Regions from separate parts of the Homo sapiens genome. Here region 2 is linked to region 1. A link is an interaction called in ENCODE POLR2A ChIA-PET data of the cell type or tissue named here. Cell type or tissue: HepG2. All regions are shown on one strand.

Region 1 (8,000 bases):
ATTTCTACTGTTCTCTTTTGTCTGTAATATCAACAAGAAAAAGCTCTTTAAATAATTTTTTTCTGATTATAAAAGCAAACATGATCATTGCTTAACATTTTTTCATGTAAGAAATGTAGAAAACAATATATTATTTATTATACTACCCTAACATTTCTACATTTTGATGTAGTTTAATTAAATCTTCCTCAGTGCATACTAATTTTCACAGTTTTCATACTCTACCTACAATTTTATGTCCTCCTTTTGTCACTTACCACCAAAAGTTACCAGTTTCATGTCGTTATAGAAACATCAAAATAAAAATTACTATGTGGAGGTAACCTTTCGTTCATCATTTATAATGTTTCTTACAAATAATCCATGATGAGTATCTTTGATATGAAGTTTTTATCTCTCTATCTCTCTTGGGTAATTTTCTCAGGATAGAGTCAAAGAAATGTTATTATTGTACCAAAGTGACATTTTTAAAGTTCTTGATACATATTTCCAATTTGCCTTCCAAAATGGTTGAATCCATTTATACTCCTACCAGCAATATGTGAAAGTATTTATTGGCATGATTTATTCTATGAAAACCATAGTTACACATTCTAAGGGGAAAAATAGCATCTTATATTAGGATAAAGGTGAAAGCATTTTCATAGTTGAAGCAAATCTTAAGACAGGTTCTATGAGCACATGGTTTTGAGGGCTCAGCAAATCCCTTATCCATTGGGCATGATATGGTGAGCTTCCCAAAGACAGTGAGGGGCACCAGCAATAAATAAAAAGACTACTGTGTAGACTTTTTGCTTTTCTTTTGACTTTTTAAGCATTAACCCAGTCATTCTCACAGATTGCCTGTAAAACAAGAGAGAAAGTCAAATATTATACGACTGCTTAATAATTCATATGCGCTACCCGGGAATCAATTCATATAGACAAATCCCTGGAAATTCAACAGAGAACAATCCAAAAGATTTGCTCCTTGGTCCATGGTATGAAAAATGGTCTACCTGTGACTATCCAAGGCTGGGCACGGTGGCTCATGCCTGTAATACCAGCACTTTGGGAGGCCGAGACTGGTGGATCACCTGAGGTTAGAAGTTCAAGACCAGCCTGGGCAACATGGTGGAACCCCCTCTCTACTAAAAATAGAAATAAAAAATTAGCTTGGTGTGGTGGCACACACCTATGATCCCAGCTACTCGGGAGGCTGAGGCAGGAGAATTGCTTGATCCCAGGAGGCGGAGGTTGCAGTGAGCTGAGGTCACGCCACTGCACTACAGCCTGGGAGACAGAACGAGACTCCATCTCAAAAAAAAAAAAAAAAATTGTGACTATTCAGAGGACTCAGATATTGTTCTCAACCCATTAAAGTGGAAATAGGAATCAGATAGGGGAAAATGGCCATAACAGAGAACTGGAAATATATGGGCTCTCCAGCTGTGATTCAACATTAACTCCCACCGTCATCCCATACAAAATATTTGCCAGTCTAGGCTTTCACCTGCCAGGCTAGAAGAAAGGAATAATCTTGGAGTCAAAGGAGTTGGGGTTGAAATCCTAGTCCTGAAACTTTTGCAGGCTCCTGTGAAATTTACTGAACTTCTCAGAGCTTCATTTTCCTTATTTGTCAAAACAGGGCAATTTTTAGAATATGTAACATTTCTTTTTAATCTAGTGCATTAAATTAAACAATGTGAGTAATTCACATGAAATTGTAATGTGCACATAGACATTATTCAAAATGTCTATTTTTTCTTTTTTCCTTCTCTGTAGAGCCCCCAAATGCGTGACACTTATTCCTGCCTTGTCTTGCTGTTTCCAAAGCGTGGCTTCCTAATCCTAGAATATATTTCAGTGCAAACTGATTTCTTTTCACTCTGCTAACTGTCATGTCTTGGAGCATTTATCCTTTTCTTTTCTTTTCTTCCCTTTTCTTTTCTTTTCTTTTCTTTCTTTCTTTCTTTCTTTCTTTCTTTCTTTCTTTCTTTCTTTCTTTCTTTCTTTCTTTCATTCTTTTGAGACAGGGCTCTGTTGCACAGGCTAGTGTGCAAGTGGCATGATCTCGGCTCACTGCAACCTCTGCTTCCTGGGCAGCTAGGACTACAGGTGTGCACCACTTTTGGTAGAGACAGGTTTTTGTCATTTTGCCCAGGCTGGTCTTGAGCTCCTGGGCTCAAGCTATCTATGCACCTCAGCCTCCCAAAATGCTAGAATTACAAGCATAAGCCACTGAGCCTGGCCACTTTTTTTTTTCTTTTTGAATTTTCAAGCACCAACCAAGTCTTTCTCACAGATTCTCTGGGACAATGTTCTGCACTGTAGTAATATTCTTTTTATGTGTTTCTGTGTCTTCTCAATCAGATCCTGCCCTTCTCATGGGTGGGGAATATCTTTGTATTCCTCTAGGATCCTGACACCATTTCTAAAATGTTACAGGTCCTTGGTGAGTGTCTGTTCATTAGTCAAATGTTCAAATGTTCAATATTCATTCAATATACTATACATATTCTTTTAGAGCTTTCCTTACTAGATGCTGGAAATCCAATCACACATGGGATTGATCAAGTATCTAATCTCCTGGAGCTCCAAGTGCCTCCCTATCATTTTCATACAGGAGGGGCTCAGAGACAGGAGAAAGAAGCACAGATGGGTCTCAAGGTACGAGAGAATCACCTTGACTCTGTGTCTCACAGAGCACTTACTGTGAGACTGAAAATTTATCAGTCACCTGCATCAAAGGAAAAGGCTCACATGGATATTGCTCAATGATCAACAGTTCCAAACACACACACTATCCTGATCCGTCATCTAATGGTTTAGTTATGGTTCTCAGAGTGTAGAGAAGACATATTACCGAAAGCTATAATCACGTGGTAAGTCCTATGATTCCTATGAAACAGGAAGTGCAGGCTCTCACAGAAGGACATGGGAGGGGCCCCAACCCAGTGGGCAGGGGAGGCTTCTTATAGGAGGTGACAGATCAGCTGAGCCAGGAGTCATGCAGGCTGTGTAGCCAGAATGAGGGAGGGTGTTTCACAATGAAAGAGCCATATGTGAGTCAGCCTGGAGCCCCAGAGGACAGCCTGTCTTTGAAGAGCTGAAAGTGCTTTAACACAATTGGAGATTATGGTAGACAGAAGGCAGTGAGTTACCAGGTTCAAGGCTGAGTGGTGAGGGATCAGGAAGGGCACAGTAAACTTTTTAAAAGAGTTTGGCCTTTAGCCAGAGGACACTGGAAAACAACTGGAGGGTTTTAATCACTGGGGTGAGCTCATTGTGAAATGGCAGCCTGGCTGGTGGGTGGAAAGTAGATTTGAGCAGGACAAAATGCAAGCAGTGAGACCAGGAGACAGTGGGAATCATCCAGGAGGGCCAGGGTTCTTTCCTGGGCTAGAGTAATGCCAGCGGGTTTGGAGGGAGCCCGGTGTGGTATGAGATATTTATAAGGTAGACATACTAGGGCTTGATAGAATGTGGATGTTTGAAATTTGGAGAAATAAGGATTGCACTTACAGAAATGATGCTTTTCATTGAGAAAGGAAACACGAATAACAGAGTTATAGAAGAAAGATCATGAATTTGGAACATTCTGAATTTGAAGTGTCTGTGGAACATCCACATGGGGATGTACAACTAAAGTGCATGTTCGAGTCTGAAACTCATGGGCCCATTTTCTGGAAATAGAGATTATTAGAGGGGAGAACCTACAAGAGGCCATTAATGCAAAGAAGTAGATGAAGCTGCCCAGGGGTAACTCAGGCAATGAGAAGAAGCCCACGGTTGCGGCATTTACATGCAATGGATAACCAACTGCAGAGCTGGTTAAAGGGTTGTGCTGCGCTGTCACTCATTTTTCACTTACTCATTCCTTTGCTCAGTCACTTTTTCATCCATTCTTGTATTCATTCTTTTCTTTCTCTATTCATCCATGCACTTGATAATCATTTATTGAGCCAGGCACTGGGTTAAGCTCTGAGGATTCACAGATGAATGAGATACCATTTCTGATCTAAAAGGGGCAAGTGTGTAGTTTAATAATGGCCAAGGTGGTCAATAAGATTCATAATGACAACACGAGGTAATAAGTGCTTTAATGTTAGTAGAGAATTACTTGAATGCAGATTCCTATCCTACTCTGGGAATGCCTTCACAAAGAGAAAATGCTTGAGTGGTGACTTGAAGGACAGACAGAGCCTTAAGAAGTGGACGAAGAGATGGTAGATTATTGCAGAGCAAGAACTGTTGCATAAAATGCATGGACCTCAGGGAATTACAAATTGGTTAATGTGACTCAGCCAAAGGGTACTGAGATAAGAAGTGTCTCTAGGAGCTCGTGATGAAAGACCTTGAACACGGTGATAAGTAGATAAACAAATCTTGGAAGCAGTGGGAAGCAACTACACGACTTTAAACCGTTTTAAGAGGCATGATGGATTGGAGATTTGGCGGATGAATCATTCAGTGTGGAAGTAGACGAACAGGCATGATGAGGTTGTGCACAAAAGCTGGTTGGAATGATGAGGGTGTGACTTCAGTCACAGGAGTGATGGAGAGGCATAACACCATCTGAGAGATGTGAACAGGTAAGAATTGATAAGGCTTGGGGGCCAACTGGTTTTAGGGGCTGAGGAAGAAGGAAGGAAGAATCAAAGATAATGATCAAATCTGGATTTCTGATTTGTGTTAGAGGACAGACGGTGAGGCCATTCACAACATCAGGTCATAGAAGGACGAGGTGCTTAGCTCTGTTTTGGAGCCAGAACAGGTCCTTTTATTACATGTAACTTCAGCCTTGAGAGTGGTTTAGTACGATGGAATTACAATTGCTCTGGCTATAGTGTAAAAGAGGTCTACATCTACGTGGTTCAGCCAACCCACAGGCCTTCTTGACAATCTACAGTATATTTTGAACTGTTCTCATTGCTGAGGAAGAGAGAAAGTTACTCTTTTACAGTTGGCAAACCTTTTGTAACAGGGCTTTCTCCTCTAGAACAATTACAACAGCCTGAGACAGAATTCACCAAGTACTGAATTGTAAGATACGCCTCAAGGGCATTAGGACTTTAAAAGAGCAGGGGATCAGAAAAGCAGCTAGGAGCAATAAGGGGTGGTTTTCTGAAGAGACAGGACTTGAGCTGAGTTTGGCAGAGAAGTATGGGTTATAAACCCAAAGTCTCATGGGCATACAGTGTTGAAACCAAATGTTAAACCAGGCAGTGGGCTCTGAGATTCTGCATGTCTTCCCAAATCATTTTGCTGGTTTAGGAGTTTGGATTTTGGATGAGATTATCATAATTAGTCTGTTTTGTGTGTCATGATTACCACTGAAAAGCTCTCCCACCTCATCCTTCACTCTGTACACATGTTTATGGTATTACTGGATGGTGCTTGAAGAGTTTCTGGCTTTCAAGAGTTTAGGTGCTGGGGACACCTGCCTCCTTCCCTCTGGAATGCTAGGACCTGATAACTGAAAAACTCTATGGATCAAAGTCTGGGCCAGTGGACTCTTGTTCATATCAGGCCTGAACCTGGCCATGCTGACAGCCTCCCCTTGCTGGGGGCCCATGATCCACAAAATCTCCATCTGGAGCTACATCTGTGATTGGAGCAACCCATCCCTGAGCGTTGCCCATATTGCATCTTCATCTGAGGTGTTTCTAGACTGAAAACTAATGGTTTGATTATCACCTGGAGAAACCGGCCTCTTTTTTGTCTGATTTTTATTTCTTGCTTTCTCAGGGAAGCTAAACATGTTGTAAAGGAAGGCCTGGATTCTCACCCCAAAGCTGTGACAATATAAGGGGACACTGTAGGTTGCCACCCTATAAGCTGCATGGAGGTTGTTGGCCAGGGAACCCGGTGAAACCCATATCCCTCTGCTGCGGATCATATTTTTGTTGAAAACACCCCTAGTTTAGTGCTCTGTCTTGATATCTGTCTCCAATCCCTTGACATTAGCAACTCATTAAGATCCTCTTCTTGGGTGAATTGGACTAAGCTTTTCCCTGGGGACTCAGTTCTTAGCTCTGCTCACTCCCTACCCCACCGACTCTGCTTTTTGGTGTCTTCATGAATCTCAGTGTGATGCTACTTCCCTCCACCCCACCTCCAGGTCACATCAGGTGGACCACCTCCTCAGCAGCACACCAGACCCATCTGTTTTAGACAGTCTGAATAGAGAATATAGTAAAAGCTCTAATTTTCCCTTCCTAGAGATGAGTTAGATGCTCAGACTTAACATATAGGAAGAAACACAAGCAGCTGGGTGGCAGAGCCAGTCCACTTGGAAGGTGTTGGCTGGAGCATGGGCATCAGGAGCCTGGGCAGAGTTGACCTAGGCAGATTCTCCTCTGGTCATCCTACTCAGCCTGGGGAGCTTTCAGAGCTGACCACCCTCTGGTGGGAAGGGAGTGGCAGCAGAAGCATCATTTCTATTCTTCTCCAGGGCCTGAATAATTGTGCTGGGAGAGCAGAGCCAGCTAGAAGACTTTGTAACGCTTCTTGGCAAGAGCTGGGCTCCAAAGTGCGGAGGACATTTCCTATCTCTCTCCTGACTGCTATGCTGGGGGTGCACAGAGAGTTCTGAAAAGCCTGATGAGTATTTTTCACAACAGAAGGGAGTCTCATGGCAGCTCTCAAACTTGGTGTGCATGGACACGTCTGCCATGAGTCTTGCCTTTGCAGAAGGAAGTAAAGGCTCTTTGATGACTGGGTCTTCAGCATCGTGTGTCTGCTTGTTACCTGCCACCACATTGCCAGGCATTTCTTCTGTCCGGTGGGCTGGGAAGAGTTAGCAGATCCTAGGGAATGGTGAGCTGTGGTTTGTGGCTTCATGGATATTTAGGTTCCTGCCCATGGAGTCATGCAACACTGTGACTCACCATGAGCTGTACACCAAGTACACCAAGAAGTAGCAAAATCATACTTTACATAGTAATTTTAGAGCTGTTTTCTTTTTCCTTATTTTTAAAAATTACATATGTTACATGCACAGTGAGAAAAATAATTAACTAAGTCAGATACAGTTTCTTAACCTAGACATAGGGTCTATGGAGAGAGCCATTACAGATTCACTGACAAATAATCAAATAATTGTGTGTTTGTGTGTGCGTGTGTGTGTGTGTGTGTGTGTGTGTGTGTGAAAGAGAGAGAGAGAAAGGGAAAAGAGAAAGAGAGAGAGAAAGAGACAGAGACAGAGACAGAGGAGAGTGGTTTTGCCAGTAATGTCAGCAGAACTTCCCTGGGGCTGATAGTGACTGGAGAAGGTTGCCTTGTGGAGTGCCAGTGAAGACAAGCAAAGAGCTTCCCCACTGCATCTGAGATGAGGGGCCTGGACATCTTATCATGACATTCAAGGACTCTGCGGCATGGGCCCAACATGTCTCTCCTAGGGCCTGTCCCCATGGCTGCCTCTTCCTCACCCCTCCAGCCTCTTCTCCTCCCCACCCTTATCCCAACCCACCCATTAATCACACCAAGCATCCAAGGACTCACCATTCACTGAGCCAGGATCTTCTGGCCCCGGTTTCCACTTATGCTTTCACTCCCCCTGAGTGTTGTCATGGTGTCTATTATATCTGGGGACAGATGGAGTTTCTGTGCTTTCAATAGCAATGGGTTAGCACTTCCAGGACTTAAGAGACATGAGTCATTTGAAAGGTTTCAGCATGCCCCTATTCCCTCTCAAAATGTAGTATCCCAATGATGTCCAGACATTGCACAGTGTCAGCAGGGCTTACTAATGTGAAGCTGCAAAGGCCGAGGGTCTCTTTAGGACACCATCCTATGCTTCAGGCACCCCATGCTTTTCTTTTTTCTCTACTTGGTGAAATACAGCATTCATCAAAGTTCAGCTTTACCATATGACACAGTGATTTCACTTCTGGGTATATTTCCAAAAGAATTGAAATCAGGATCTCAAAGAGATATCTGCACTTCCATGTTCATTGCAGCATTATTGACAACAGTAAAGAAATGCAGTCAACCTGTTTTCATCCACAAATGAGTGA
Region 2 (8,000 bases), 130 kb before region 1:
AATTTTCTGGTAGGTAAATGTATTTTTGCACATTTAGATCTCATCCTACAGTCGCGCATTTATAAAATCAACATGTATATATGAGGTAAGGCTGATATTCATTTTAAAGTGGTTTGTTGGCCCATTAATATGAAGTTATTTGAGTCAATACACTGTAATTATGAGTCACATACATGGGTTGGTAGAGTATATATTAGACAGTTGATTAAATTACCCCAAATATAACAGGCTAATTTGCCATATACTGTATTATAGTGATGCAGTATTGGAGGTGATGATATGTTTGTGAACATGTAGAAAGCACATTTTTTGCTTGCAACTAGTAATTTACTGCTCACTCAAATGCCATAAATACTGGTTTTAGCAAGGGAAAAATCATGGACTTTATCTCTGGTCTAAACTGTGACTTGAATTTTAGACCAGAAGGCATTTTTCTATCTTTGCGAATTATAGTCTAACCGGTTACTTTCATGAGTCCACCCAGGCTGTAACTTTCCTGAGCAACAGGGCGAGGAGAACTGGACCCTGGTTCTGGCTCTGGGATGACTTTGCCCTGTGGCTTTGAGCCCAGCACTTGGCCTTCCTGGGCCTCTGCTTCATCTGCTGGTGTTCAGATGATCTCCGTGTTCCTTCCAATTCATCAATTTTGCAGTTCTCTCATCTGAATTCTATCTTGGAGCAAACATCTCATTCCCTAGAAGATAAGCTTCTGTGATCCCAAGCCTCACCCCGCATAATGTTTAAGATGCGACAAGAGGAAAGGAGGCTAACTGCAAATAAGCCACACCAGCCCGGCCCAGGGTCATTTTGTATCTGAGGCACATTCATATAAATTATCTAACCAGACATTTACAAGCGTGTTTTCCAAACAACCTGTAACACACTGGGTAGCTCGCTTTGCACCGTTGTTTTTCCCAGTTCATGGGAATACTAATAAACACAGAAGCCCCTGGAACAGACACCTGCAGGGGCTTCCTCTTAGCCTTGGCTGTTTCCTGAGGCAGAAGAGCAGGGGCTAGTTTCTTGGCAGGAGTGGAGTGTCTCCTGCCCTTTCCTATCCTGGCCTCCAGAGAATGGTGTTCTCTGCAACGTGGTGTGAGCCAGGCCTGGGAGGGGCAGCTGGCCTGGACTGTGGATGCTGTCGACCTCTGGGGTCCAAAGAGGAAGACTCGAAATAGAACACATGCTTTATTCCAAAAGTCCATTTGTTTTGTGCCAAACCAGTTAAAAGTGGATTTTTAAAACAGATTATCTCTGACATATGATAGTTTCTCTCTAAGTGATTATATAGAACCACTAATCCATCCATCTGTTCATTTATTTGACAAATATTTATTGAGCACCTGCTAATGTCAGGTCCTCTGCTCAGTGATAGCCACAGAGGTTAAGAAGGGAGGGCCAGCCCCTGCTGCAAGGGTTAATTTCACGTGTCAGCATGACTGGGCCATCTCACCCAGATGCTTGGCCAAATACCAGTCCAGATGCTGCTGTGAAGGTATTTTTAGATAAGATTAACATTTAGATCAGTAGACTTTGAGGAAAACAGATGACCCTCCGCAGTGTGGGTGGGCCTCATCCAATCAGTTGAAGACTTTAAAAGAAAAAAAAAAACCTTGAGGTCTTCAGAGGAAGGGGGAATTCTGCCCCCAGAAGGCCTTTAGACTCAAGGTGTGACGTCAGCACTTCCCTGGGCCTGTCTTGCAGATCCTACCAGCCTCCAAATCACATGAGCCAATTCCTTAAAACCTCTCTCTCTCTCTCTTTTCTTTCCCCTCTCTCTCCCTCCCATCCTATTTGCCCTGCTTTTCTGGGGAACTAATACACCTGCCCTCACAGAGCTTACCATCCGGAGAGGGAACAGAGAACTGAAGGCAGGCGTAGCAGGGATGGCGGGGTTTAGACACTCACACAGGTGTCACACAGTGACACCTCCGAAAAACGAGCAGAAATTGGCCACGCCCCACAGAGGGGAGCAGTTTCCAGTCTGAGGGAATAACACGGGGAAGATCTGGAAGACCAAGGAGACCCGGGTGTCCAGCAAAGCAAGAAGCAGAGGAGGGAGGAGCGAGCAGCTCTGGAATCCCGAGCTCGAGCCCGCACTCCCTGGGTTTCTCCCTTTGAATGTGCGCCTGGGCTTCTGAGGGTTATAAATAACTGATCCCTCTCAATAATAATGAAAACCACTGTACTAATAACAATAGCTCCTGTTAACGGAACAAATGACCCTCTATGAAGCTGTTCTAGGGGCTTTATAAGCATTGCCTCATTTAATCCTAGAAGTGTAGGGAGTCGTCTCTTTTTAATGAGTGAGGAAACAGGTCTAGCGAGGTAAAGTGACCTCTCCAAGCCAGTAGCTGGGTGAGCTGAGGTAAGAATGCAGGGGGTCTCTCCGGCTGCAGAGCTGGGGCTTTGATGGACAGGTGCACGTTGCTGCTCTGTTTCTTCCGCTGCTGTTTCTGTGCTGAGTGGTGCCAGCCCTGTTGCCACAGAGCACCTGAGGTCCTACCCCTCTGTTACATCCATTTTCTCATCTGATTCTTGCAAGGACCCCAGCAAGTAGGAGGGACTGCTGGTATCATTCCCCATCTCACAAGTGAAGAAACTGAGGCCCAGAGAACGGAACGTGGCGGGTGCCAGGTCCCAGGGCGGATGCTCACTGCGCCTGCGCCGGCTGTGTTTCCCACCCCCACCCAGGCTGCCGCAGTACCTACCAAACCTTACGTGTGCGTTGAGATCAGAAAATGGGCAATTTTCTCAGCTCCTCAGGCTCCAAGGTGCTGGCAACACGTGAAGGAGGTCAAATTGCCACCAGTGGGACGAACACACTTTTCACAGTTCTGTCTCTTCCAGCCTGCTGAGGATGTGGCTGCCAGGTCTGTTTTGGGGCATTTTCTTCCCTCTCGCTGTGCAGTTTCCCTCATTGTGGGTTCAGCTCCATCATCCTTCTGGTGCCGTCCCTGCTGGTCCCTCCCTCTGGTCTTCCCTTCATATCAGCTTTTCTTAGTTGGAAGTCCCCTTTGACACAACGCTCATGTGGTTTGATGCTTTAAAAAGTCTCAGCTCTGGTGAGTTTCTTCTCCCTCCAAGAAGCCTTCAGGGCTTTTCGAGGGCTCCCCAGAGTCTAGCTCAGAGCCTGGCACACAGAGGGAGGTGGAGTTTGTGTTTGTGGATTTAATGTGATTAACATGATTGAAAACATGGGTCGGTCACATTTGGAAATGCCCCAGTCTCCTAATAGTGTTTCAAAGGGAGGCGGACAGGGAGGCCCTTGGGGCCTGGTAAAGTATCCCAGTGGAATCCTTCCAGGCCCCTGCTGTGCATGTCCCCGATTCTTGTCCAAAGCACAATAGGGATTTTAGTGGGTGTGATAACGGCCCTGTGATTCAGAGGCTCAGCTTGAACACAAGCAGTTTCCTCTATTCAATTCCCCACCAGGGAGGTTTCCTGGTGAGAACATGGAGTTTGTTTGATAACACCCATCTTGATTTAGTACTTTTTTATTTAAACCCTGTGCAGGGAGCCTGAGCTCACAACTCCTGTCTTCTGAAAAGACTGCTGAAGCGCACCTGGATTTCTTTTGCAGCATTTGTAGAAAGGGGCCTAGCCACGGTCATTGCTACGTGGAATTGTGCACTAGGGTAGGAAAGAAGGACTCATTGGTGTGCTTTGATGGCTGTGCATGGAGGAAACGAGAGCTGGCGTCTGGTCACTACTGTGGACCTAGATGCGTCCCTTGCAATTTATACATTGAAGTCCCAGCCCCCAACATGGCTGTGTTTGGAGATAGGGCCTGTAGGAGGTAATAAAGGTTAAATGAAGAGTTAGGGGTAGGACCTTCATCCTCCAGGACTGGTGTTCTCATAAGAAGAAGAGACGCCGGGGTTCTCTTTCCATGCATGCACAGGGGAAAGGCCATGTGGGGCCACAGGGAGAAGGTGGCTGTCTATAAGACAAGGTGTCAGACCTCACCAGAAACCAAACCTGATCAGGGACTTCCAGCCTTCAGAATGGTGGCAAAATAAATTTCTATTGTTGAAGCCACCCATTTGTGGTATTTTGTTATGGCAGCCAGGACAAACAAACATGGTCGGTAATCATTGTTCTTGGGACAGTTGGACAGAACTTGTGAAACTAGAGGAGCAGTGAGAAAAGAAAGAAGCCATCAGTGTCACTGGCCTGTGTATTTGTGGCAGCCCTGAGACCCTGGGATTCTCATCCTGGAGGTTGTAGAACAGGGGATTGGTAATCTGGAGATGGTCCGTGAACTCTCAGGCCAGGCCTTCACGAGAGACGGGGAGATGGAGGCACAGGGCGCGTGGACGAGGCTCCAGGCAGCCCTGGGCACTACCTGCCAGGGCCAGCTCCTTCCACTGCCCCCATGAAGGGCCAGCCCTTAAGTCATTGTTTGGCCTCTAATGAGCCAACTCTGAGTGCAGATTCAGAAAACCATCTGTAGCTTCAGACCTCAATGACCTGAAGCCACACGGAAAGGAGAAATAGTGATTCTACAGCTCACGTTTGTCAGGCTTTTAGCTCACATTTACAGAGTGCTTTAGAATGTACTGAATGCCTTTCTTACACACTATCCATTTAGCCCTCCCAGAATCCTCTGTAGCTAGATAGGGGTGGACGATGCAGTCACTCAGGTCTGTCCTACTCCCAAGGACATTGCCACTCACATTGCCCCATATTGCCTCCCACTTGGCACTAGGCTTTGTTAGACACACTCTCCTCTCCTATGAGGCCAAATCCTCATGTCTCAGTGAAACATTCTAACCTGTCCTTCCTGCACATCGGTCACTGGCTGCTTCCATCGGCCCTGGAGTTTAGTTCAGGTACTCCTGCGGACTTTCCTGCATTATCTGTTGTGCCTCAGGGACCAGGTGGGAAGGTGCTTCTGGAGCCACAGTGCTGAGCCAGGTGCCTTTTCCCTCAGGGAGCTAAAAGGGCCCGCATAGCGCAGTGGGAAATGGATTCCAACTGCTGGGAAGCTGGGAGCTTCTCAGGGAAGAGGCAGCGCAGGAATTGGTCTTTGATGAATAGCAGAATCTGAACAGCAATGGAGGAGAGACCAGAAGGTGAGAGTCCAGGAGGGGCACAGTGTGGGCTGTGCACAGAGGGCAAGGGACCCCATGGGGCCCTGACTTGCTTGCTCTTCTTGGGTTGGTTCATGGGGTGAAGGGCTTGGGGCCTGGGCTCTCCTGTTGAACTGCAAAGAGGTTGAGCAGCATGGCAGTACTACAGGCCCTTCGCCCCTCCAGCCCCCTCCAGTCATGCTCTCCTCTCTGCCCAAAGTCCCTCTCTCCTGCTCATTCTGTTTCAATTTTTTTTGTTTGTTTTTTTTGTTTTTGTTTTTTTTTTAATTTTAGTTTTATTTTGTTTTTAGAGACAGGGTCTTGCTCTCTTCCAGGCTGGAGTGCAGTGACATGATCATAGCTCATTGCAGCCTTGACTTCCATGGGCTTAAGGAATCCTCCTGTCTCAGCCTCTAGAGTAGCTGCAACCTCAGGTGTGTAGCAGTAAACTTGGCAACTTTTCTTGGGGGGGGGGTACAGACAGGGTCTTTTTATGTTGCCCAGGCTGGTCTCAAACTCCTGGCCTTGAGCGATCCTCCCACCTTGGCCTCCCAAAGCGTAAGCCACCATGCCTGCTCTCTGTTTCAATCTTAATCCCAAAGCCTGGTCCATCCTCTGTAGCCAGGAGCTCTTCTCTGCACCTCCAAGTTGGGATAAATAAATGCCACTGCTCTGCACTCACCTCCACTGAGCACTTCCCACACTTCTGATGTGGCAAATGCCAATTAGATAGTCAGGGCACACGGGCCAAACAAGCTCAGCTGAACAGAACCTGTTTAGGTAGACTGGGTATAAACAGCACCTTGAAGGAACTGTAATTCTGGCAGCTTATGGGTACTGAATCCCAAAATGGATTTAAGGGCAACAGCAGCCCATGAAACAGTTGGGGTGAATGAATGAAACACAGCAAAGCAAATCGCCCCTTGGCATTAGTGTGACAGAACCGAGTGCACATTTGGGTTCTTTTGCTTATTAACAAGAAGACTGTGAGAAACTTCTTTTTGTAGCCTTAGTTTTTTTTACTTCATGGAATTCTTGGGTGTACAGTGCCCGGCCACAGCTCCCTAAATGGATCTATTCCTACACGGATGGGCTGCTGTCTGTTTCTGCAGTGCCAGGATGCCTTCTTTCTGGCGCCTCCAGACGGTGACCTAAACCAGCCTGTGAACTGTGCTCAGTTATGTGGGGAACGTCCTGGAGCCAGTTATGTCTGGTGCACCGGCTGCTGGCCCAACTGTGATGAGGTTAAATATAACATCGATGACTTCACGGGAGCCTGCTGGAGCGGCTGTGCCTCCTGGCACGGCGCCTCCTCTGCCCACTGTCCTGTCCACTGGGCACAGAGCGGCCGGCCAGCGGGTGCAGCTCCTCATCTGCAGAGCCTCTAAAGGACCTTCCTGCTCTGAGATGTCGGGATTCCCCCAGAGGCTAACGGGAGAAGGCAGACATCAGAGCTGTGGTTGCCGTTTCTTCCCTTATTTCAGACCCAAGTGTGTGGGCATCACGTCACATATGTTCCAAAGAGTGGTGTGGGCCTTCTGTGAGGGTTAGAAATGGCCCGGTCCAGGGCAGTTCTGGAGCTTGGGTATGGTGGTGGATGGCAGGGCTGGAACCAGAACCGGGTTTCCGGCCTCCTGGTCCTGTGCTGGGCAAGGCACAGTGCCAGGGCAATCCCACCTTGATGGCACCATTACTCATCCCTAGAGTTCACAACACCAGCTCAGGGCCTCGTCATGGTTGCTGCCAGCATTCCGTGCCAGGAGGAGGGACATGGAATAGGCTCATGGGCAACTTCCTTCCTGGGAGACAGTTTTTTGAACAAGCTGAGCTGACCGGGAAGAGTCCCCCGTGTGGTTCTTGGGGCTGAAATAAGTAAAATAATCCCCACCACTAGCCCCAGGAAAAATAAACAAACAAACAGACAAACAGGCAAAATACCCATTACAAAATCTAAAACCCTTCTTTCTTGAAAACGATACTCCTGCTATTGCTGTTCAAGGACCACCTGCGTGCCCCTTGGGGCCCACTGAGCACCTGCCTTCATTCTCTCCTTCATTTACGGACTCGGTCCACCCACACAGCTCACAAACCCAGGTCATCTAGGGCCCTGGATGATGGAGTCCACAGAATAAACCCCACATTCTCCTAGTTGCCACCACTCACCACACCCTCCCGTCCTTATCTTTATTCGACTCAAGAGACCAGCAGTTATCGGGCAAGGTGCAGAGGTTGGTACCGTTGGCTTTTGGGCTTCTGTAATGTGCTAGTCTGGGTTCTGCAATTAGAGTCTAACTTCCGAGAGGGTGGAGACTTCTTTCTGTAACCACATCCCACAGCATCCTGATGAAGAGGGATTTTATGAAGTCTTTATTTAATGTTTTAATAATTATTATATAATAAACAAGAAACTTAAAAAAATTAAAAAAACAGTTGTGCTGTATACGTGATGCAAAGTTTTACCTGAGGAAAAGAAGCTTTATTTCTAGTGAGGAAAATAGTGTAATAGTCACAGCTACCATTTCATGTGACACACTCGTGACCTCTAATAATCTCGACAATCCTGCAAGATATGGATGATTATCCCATTTTAAAGATGAGGAATCTGAATTTCACACAGAGTAGCAAATACAGTGAGTTGTTGCATGTCTTCAGATTCCAAAGCCTGTGCTCTTTCCCTGAAGCCGTGCTACTTATTATTTTGTTCTTTGTGTTCATCCACATTTAGATTTAATGTAGAAGATCAATGCACATGTAATTTTGGTGCATACAGAAGCACAGATAGAAAAGCTAGATCTTATTCTCATGGGAAGGACACACACTCAGGAAGGGTGGTTAGCAAGTCAAGAGAGTAAATGACAAGCACTAAATGAGAAGGACAGAGAATGTGTGTTGTATAGAATCGTTGTGTTGAATTTTTTTTTTTTT

What was found. Peaks named below come from ENCODE experiments on the same cell type or tissue, not always from the same donor. Only the 100,000 strongest peaks of a DNase experiment are listed, where the experiment ranks them.
Region 2: POLR2A ChIA-PET joins it to region 1 with 6 read pairs; 2 of 35 experiments call an interaction of 5 or more read pairs at or near these places.

What each region holds. Positions count from the first base shown.
Region 1 is chr2:8,086,156-8,094,155 of GRCh38, reverse strand. All of the region lies in intron 7 of LINC00299 (long intergenic non-protein coding RNA 299), which reads left to right. Among named protein-coding and RNA genes, the nearest start is that of LINC00298, 110 kb to the right of the region's middle. RefSeq lists an enhancer at 6,482-7,681. In HepG2, no CTCF peak of the experiment used is centred here; a DNase peak (open chromatin) is centred at 3,055.
Region 2 is chr2:8,218,549-8,226,548 of GRCh38, reverse strand. All of the region lies in intron 7 of LINC00299 (long intergenic non-protein coding RNA 299), which reads left to right. Among named protein-coding and RNA genes, the nearest start is that of LINC00299, 110 kb to the left of the region's middle. In HepG2, no CTCF peak of the experiment used is centred here; no DNase peak of the experiment used is centred here; H3K27me3 peaks cover 3,486 bases.